Regions from separate parts of the Homo sapiens genome. Here region 1 is linked to region 2. The links are chromatin loops, found by intact Hi-C in ENCODE. Cell type or tissue: IMR-90. All regions are shown on one strand. Each heading gives the region's core, and the rest is flanking DNA. Links, peaks and the distances in the headings are about the cores only. Region 1 holds the start of BLID (BH3-like motif containing, cell death inducer). Region 2 overlaps MIR100HG (mir-100-let-7a-2-mir-125b-1 cluster host gene).

What was found. A loop is a pair of places that touch in the nucleus more often than their neighbours do. Peaks named below come from ENCODE experiments on the same cell type or tissue, not always from the same donor. Only the 100,000 strongest peaks of a DNase experiment are listed, where the experiment ranks them.
Region 1: a loop joins it to region 2, with 3 times the contacts of the local background. A loop is called at or near these places in 2 of 110 quality-filtered maps.

Annotation. Positions count from the first base shown.
Region 1 is chr11:122,114,245-122,117,157 of GRCh38, forward strand. It overlaps BLID (BH3-like motif containing, cell death inducer), which reads right to left and starts at 1,971. Exons shown (of 1, transcript NM_001001786.3): 1 at 1,096-1,971. The coding sequence starts at 1,678. The coding sequence ends at 1,352. The region is part of intron 4 of MIR100HG (mir-100-let-7a-2-mir-125b-1 cluster host gene); the gene reads right to left. In IMR-90, for the core only: a CTCF peak has its summit at 1,536; no DNase peak of the experiment used is centred there; H3K27ac peaks cover 518 bases.
Region 2 is chr11:122,366,669-122,369,581 of GRCh38, forward strand. All of the region lies in intron 1 of MIR100HG (mir-100-let-7a-2-mir-125b-1 cluster host gene), which reads right to left. Among named protein-coding and RNA genes, the nearest start is that of MIR100HG, 55 kb to the right of the region's middle. In IMR-90, for the core only: no CTCF peak of the experiment used is centred there; a DNase peak (open chromatin) is centred at 1,313; H3K4me3 peaks cover 347 bases; H3K27ac peaks cover 829 bases.

The DNA.
Region 1 (2,913 bases), core at 106-2,605, 250 kb before region 2:
TCTTCAAACAACAGCATATCCATGAAGGATCTCTATATGGTAAAGAAAAGAGAGGATGACATACTTCCCATGGTTTCTAGACAGCAGATTTCTTTACGCTGAAACCTGTGCTTCACCCACAATGCTGGACTCAGAACTACACGAACCTAAGCGTATTCTCTTATGATTTGGCCAGCCATCTTTGAGAACCGCTAAGACAATTTGGCAAACAGTCCTTCCACTGTTTTCCAACACACTAGAATATAAGGAAAGTTTGTTTCTTGTCAGTTTTTTCTACCTCAAAAGATCCCAGGCATGATTAAGTTTTTGCCTTTTCTTTCTCTTTCTCTTTTCTTTCTTCTACAGAAAATTCTTTACTTTAACAGCTTCAGGATCACTGATGCAATTTAGGAGTTTCTCCGATGCAATTGAGAAATGCAAAAGGGAGGTTCTATAGGCAGGGTCTTTTCTGCCTGGAGCTTTTAAGATCACTGAGGAAAAATAACTCAGATTCTCACTCTTTCTCTCCTCCCAGCTTCTGAGCTGCCCTGCGGGCTCAGTTCTCACTGTGGGTAGGTATGGGTCAGGGTAGTGGAAAGAAAGCAGAGAAGGGGACACTAGAATAGCTTAAAGTAAAAGCTCTGAAACACCTTTTCCATTTCCTTTTCCTTTTTTCCCCACAGATTTAGTTCTACTCACTCTAATAACAGAGTTCATAAAAGATTACTGGAATTTCTATTTCTTTCAGTTCCACAGGTTTTTTTTTTTGTAAAGGGAAAGAAAGGTTAGACTTATTTACAACACAATGACAATCTCTGATTCTTCACTTTAAGCAAATAAAGACGCCTAGTGAAATAAATGGATTGTGTTATTTAAAATTGAAAGCTTATGTGAACCACCACTCAGAAACATGCTTAAAAAATACAGAAAGAAAATGAAAACCCTGTGACTACACAAGATTATTCTGATGCCAAATGCTGAGTGTACAACTAAGTAGAGTAATTGTTAATAATATGACAAGTACCTACTTCCAATGTACAAATGAAATACACTCAAAACTGCAAAGGACAGTGGCACTGTACGCTGCCCTAAGGTTTACCATCACATAGCTTTTTGTTTTTTCATGAATTTGCAAGATTTGTTTTAATTAAATGCCATTTACTTTTAACTAGCCAGTTTATCCTTTTTAAAAATTTTATTGTTTCTCTGCACAATTTGAACCAAATTTGGAAAAGTTATGGGTAAAAGTGGGTAGAAAAGACTGTTAAGAATTGGGTCTTATTGAAATCAAGTTTCCTTCTGTGTTGTGCAGCCTGAATAATGGGCGAAATCTGTCCTAATATCTTGCTGCATCTGTCCTAACTCACTCCTTTTACAGGGCCTCAGCAGAGGAATTGCATAACAATGTAACTTGTATCCTGGTTAAATAGGAAGGTCTCTGAAGCACATGTCCAGGAACATTCCGCTTCATGGCAGAGGAGCCAAGATTGTACCTTTTAAGAGAAAGCACTGTTTCCTTAGGCAACATAGGTTCTTTGTTGGAACCCAAGAGCGCCTCCAGTGGCAGGCGTGCTTTTGCCTCTGGATAAATGGAACTGCCAGAGGCTCGCTCTATCCATCCTGTGTAGAGCACACACTCAGATTCTAGGATCTCAAAGAAATGTATTTCCTGGCCCTCTATAGGCAACAAAGTCACCATAATTTGAAGCTATTATGGAAGAAAGTCCAAAATTTAACTTCCATTCGCTTTATTCAGCAAGTTTTTATAAGGCAGATCTCATATGGACTATGCTTTGCATAAGCACGGTGTTAGATGGGAAGAAAAAAGTGGTGGGATCCTTCCTCCTCTTCCTTTCTTCCCAGCTCCTGCTATTCATGGAATTTCCCTTGATTTCAAGTGGCTACTCACCAAAATCCTCAACTGAAAACAGCTTCCAAGGGGTCATGTACTTATTCAATTCTCTTCTCTCTTTTCTCCAAACACAACATCATCTGACCAAGGTTTGCATGCATAAGCATTGCTAATTAACGATAAGTCTCCACGATGTCCTCCTCTCAGTAAGTTTGACACACAGACCTCAGCGAAGCTGTATGTACTGCCTAAAAGTAGGAAAGATCTCCACGTTGATTTCTGAATTGTAAAAGGCAGGGATATGTTTTGGACTTCTTGTCCCTTACTGTGAACAGACCTAAGAGTACTTACTTTATTTTTTAGAAAGAACCCGGAGCTGCTGATGTCTGAGGGAGTCGTTTCAACAGAGACTAGAATATCGAGAGAGAAAATTGATCCAGCTCTCTTGTCTGGTGCTTATAAAACATGAAAGTATCACCCTCGCCATGGCAGACCACAGGGAATGATCAGTGTGAATTGTTAAGTCCTCTTCTCAGTGATGCTTGCAAGCAATTTCCCTGGGGAAGCAACAAGTTCCTGACCACAGTGTTGTACACAAATAAATAAACAAAATGCTATTACTTTTTGTTCTTCACATTGGGAAAAGTTCAGAAACATCTTGTTTCAATTGATGGGCTGGAATTACAGAAACATTTTAATTTTGTCTTTCCTTGCTAGTTCTGTGCCTGAGATGTATTGGTAAAATGGAACATGAGTCATATTTCTAATTGGGAAAAGCCTGGTAATCATGGGCAACCCAGATCTGGGTGACTTACAGAGTATTTTTGTGTTGAGAGAGAAAAGACACTAAAAGTAGAAGTTTCTTACTTAGCAGCAGCAGAGAGGCTATAAGATTGAATCTGGTGTTTCACATGGCCTGTATCATGGTATAATGAGAAGGAATGTGTCTTGCACAAATTAGCCTATAGACCTTTCTAATCAGGACCAATATGTGACATATACAAAGGCAAGATCAGCTGTAAGGAAGGATTCACTCCTTTACCACCAAGCCATGGAGACTGCTTGAGTCATCATGGCCTTGG
Region 2 (2,913 bases), core at 181-2,680:
AGATCCTAACATCTCTCCAATGAGTCCTCTGTGTTATCAGTTGATATTATAAGACAGCCCTTTAAGGCCTGGTATACTTTTTTAAAATTAAAAAGTAAAATTATTAACCTAAACTGAATCAGTATGTACATAGCATGCAGTATTTTTTTGCATTTTTTGCTTATATTCACCATGGCAGTCTTGATTTAAATTCTTTATTACAAACCTTTCTATAAACCATTTCCCTCCAAAACTACATTTTTAAGAAAACTCTATTCCTACACAGATTCTTAAAAAGCTATACTCCCGTCTTAGAGTTAAATTTGAATATTTTGAAAAATGCACATTAAACGTGGAAAGAGATGGCTCTCCTCTCTATAAGGGGCTCCCAAGGCAGCCTCAAAGCTCACCAAAAGTTCCAAAACAACATCCACAACAAAACAAACTCTCTTTCATCTCTGGCAGCAACAAAAGCAATAACTTTCACCAAACCTACCCAAGCCAAGAATTAATATAACACAGAACAACACATCCACATTCAGACCATTACGGCTACATCAGCTCACCACAATATTTGTTTAAAAAACACATAATTTGTGGTAGAGAGAAAGAACCTTTCATACAAAAAGAAGTTCTTTCAAATGCAAATTAACCAAAAGACATATTTTCCCTGTGTTTGGGAAATCACTCCAATACATGAAAAACATAGTTTTTGTGTGGAAAAAAAAAATCAGTGTACACCCACTAATTGAAAAGGCAATTACATTAGCTGTAGATTACCTTAACAGTTAAGAAAAGTTAACTCCTGGCTCCATAAGTCTTTAAGAACTTTATTAGCATTTACTGACCTAAGTAGTCTTCAGTTCCCAGGTAGCAAAGTTTCTTTTCTTCTCCACTGAAATGCTCATATGGACACTGAAGGACATTGTATTACTGAACTGATCGGAAAAGAATACTGTTTCCATTCTTCTGGAGGAAAAAAAAAATGGAAAGAAAGAAAAGAAAGATGGAAGGAAGGAAGGAAAGAAAGAAGAAAAAAAGAAAGAAGGAAAGAGAAAGAGGAAAGAAAGAAAAGAAAGGAAAGAAAGAAAGAGAGAGAGAGAGAGAAAGAAAAAGAAAGAAAGAAAGAAAGAAAGAAAGAAAGAAAGAAAGAAAGAAAGAAAGAAAGAAAGAAAGAAAGAAAGAGAGAGAAAGGGAGAAGGAAAAGCAAGGCAAAATGCAGTCTAATCGAGTATTCTTCCTGGTGGGGAAAAAAAAGTAAATCCACTATCCTGGAACGAGTTCAAACATAGCTTGACAGGCTCCAGGAGAATTTACACTGAGCATGCTTAGCCCCGCACTGCTTGCATGAGACACTCTTAATGAATATTACTTCCTTCCCACTGGCTATTCCTGCTGGAAGTCCACACCCACCCCTCTTTCAGAAGTCAGGAATTTAGCTTCAGCCAAAGTCCAGAAAACATGCTTATGCGGAGACAAGGCCTCACCGATCCATAAACTTTCAGGTTGTGACCTGCCGGTCAGTTTGACAAATAGAACATAGGGGTGAATTTTTTTTCTGCCCTTGGTTATGTTGCCAGCTTTATGCCTGTCCTAAACTGCAGTTCCTCTGGAGAAAAGAAAAACAGACAGCTTTCTTTCTGAAGAACATGACGTCCTCAACACCACAGTAAAGACCTTTCCTGATCAAGCTTCCAAACTGAAATCAGAATAAGGGTCATCTGCATATTAAAACACAACACTCGATGATTTTTAGCTTCTGGATAAAACAAAAGTCCTACCCCAAATGTATGCTTTTTGATAACTTACATAACACCTCTCTCAAAAATGCTGCATGCCAAAGCACTCTCTGAAAATATGTTCAAAATCCAGCTTTAACCTGCTATGTTGTCTAAACATTGGACTTGTATACATTTAGGTCACACTAAAAACTGACTTTCTTTTTCAAACAATGCTTTCTCTTTCCCTAAATCCCTCTGTCATGTTTAATGACAGGAGACCTGAAATTCTGAAAATTTAAAAATAGATTACTTTTCTGACAGTCTGAGAAGGCAAGATTCTTGCTCTGCCAAAAAATCAGGGGAGTGGGGAAAGGGGAGGATAAGCAGGTGAGGGCCTGATATAGACCGCATAGTAAAAGAAGGGCATTTTAGATTTTAAAATTAATAATAAGGTACTTTTTTGTTGTCCATTTGATATTTCTAGGGTGCCATTTATATGTATCAAATTACAAGTTATAAATATTATTAAATACTCATTTGAACTGTAATGCTTATTTGCCTAGACACACACACATACATGCACACACAAAAACACACACCCCAATTTGTGGTTTGAAAAAAATGATGTCACAAAGCATCAAAAGGCAATAGAAATTTTCTAAGTCTCCAAGAAATATGGCGTGCCCAGTGTCTAATACAAAGCCTGCCTGGCCAGCATTGATTCTTTGGATTAATAAAGGATGCATCTATGAACCTGATACGTAAATCCGTTGCCTCTCCATGCCTGTAACACTTTACGCAGCCCACTGCTGAGCTGCCATGATATGTTCTCCCTATGGAAGATCTTTGTAGCATAAAATACGTCTTTGCCCACTATTCAATAAATAAAATCTCCGCAGACATATTTTCCTTGTGGTAACTATGAGCTTTTTGGAGACTTTAGGCATGGTGGTTGTTTTGTTTGTTTTTATGCTTTGCCTAAGGGAAGAATAAAATGTAGCCCCCTGCCCCAAGTGTGCTTATTTATATTACAAGAGCAAACTAAGTTTTCAGCAGTTAGACGAAGCCCAAGAGAAATCAGGCTTTGAAAGGCTAAGTAATCCTCGTGACCACACATAAGGTAAGTATAAAATAGGAAGGACATTTATTCATTTGACTCAAAGAGATTGCCTAGAGACAAGGTCCCGCAACACAGAGTACAGGGACCCTTCTC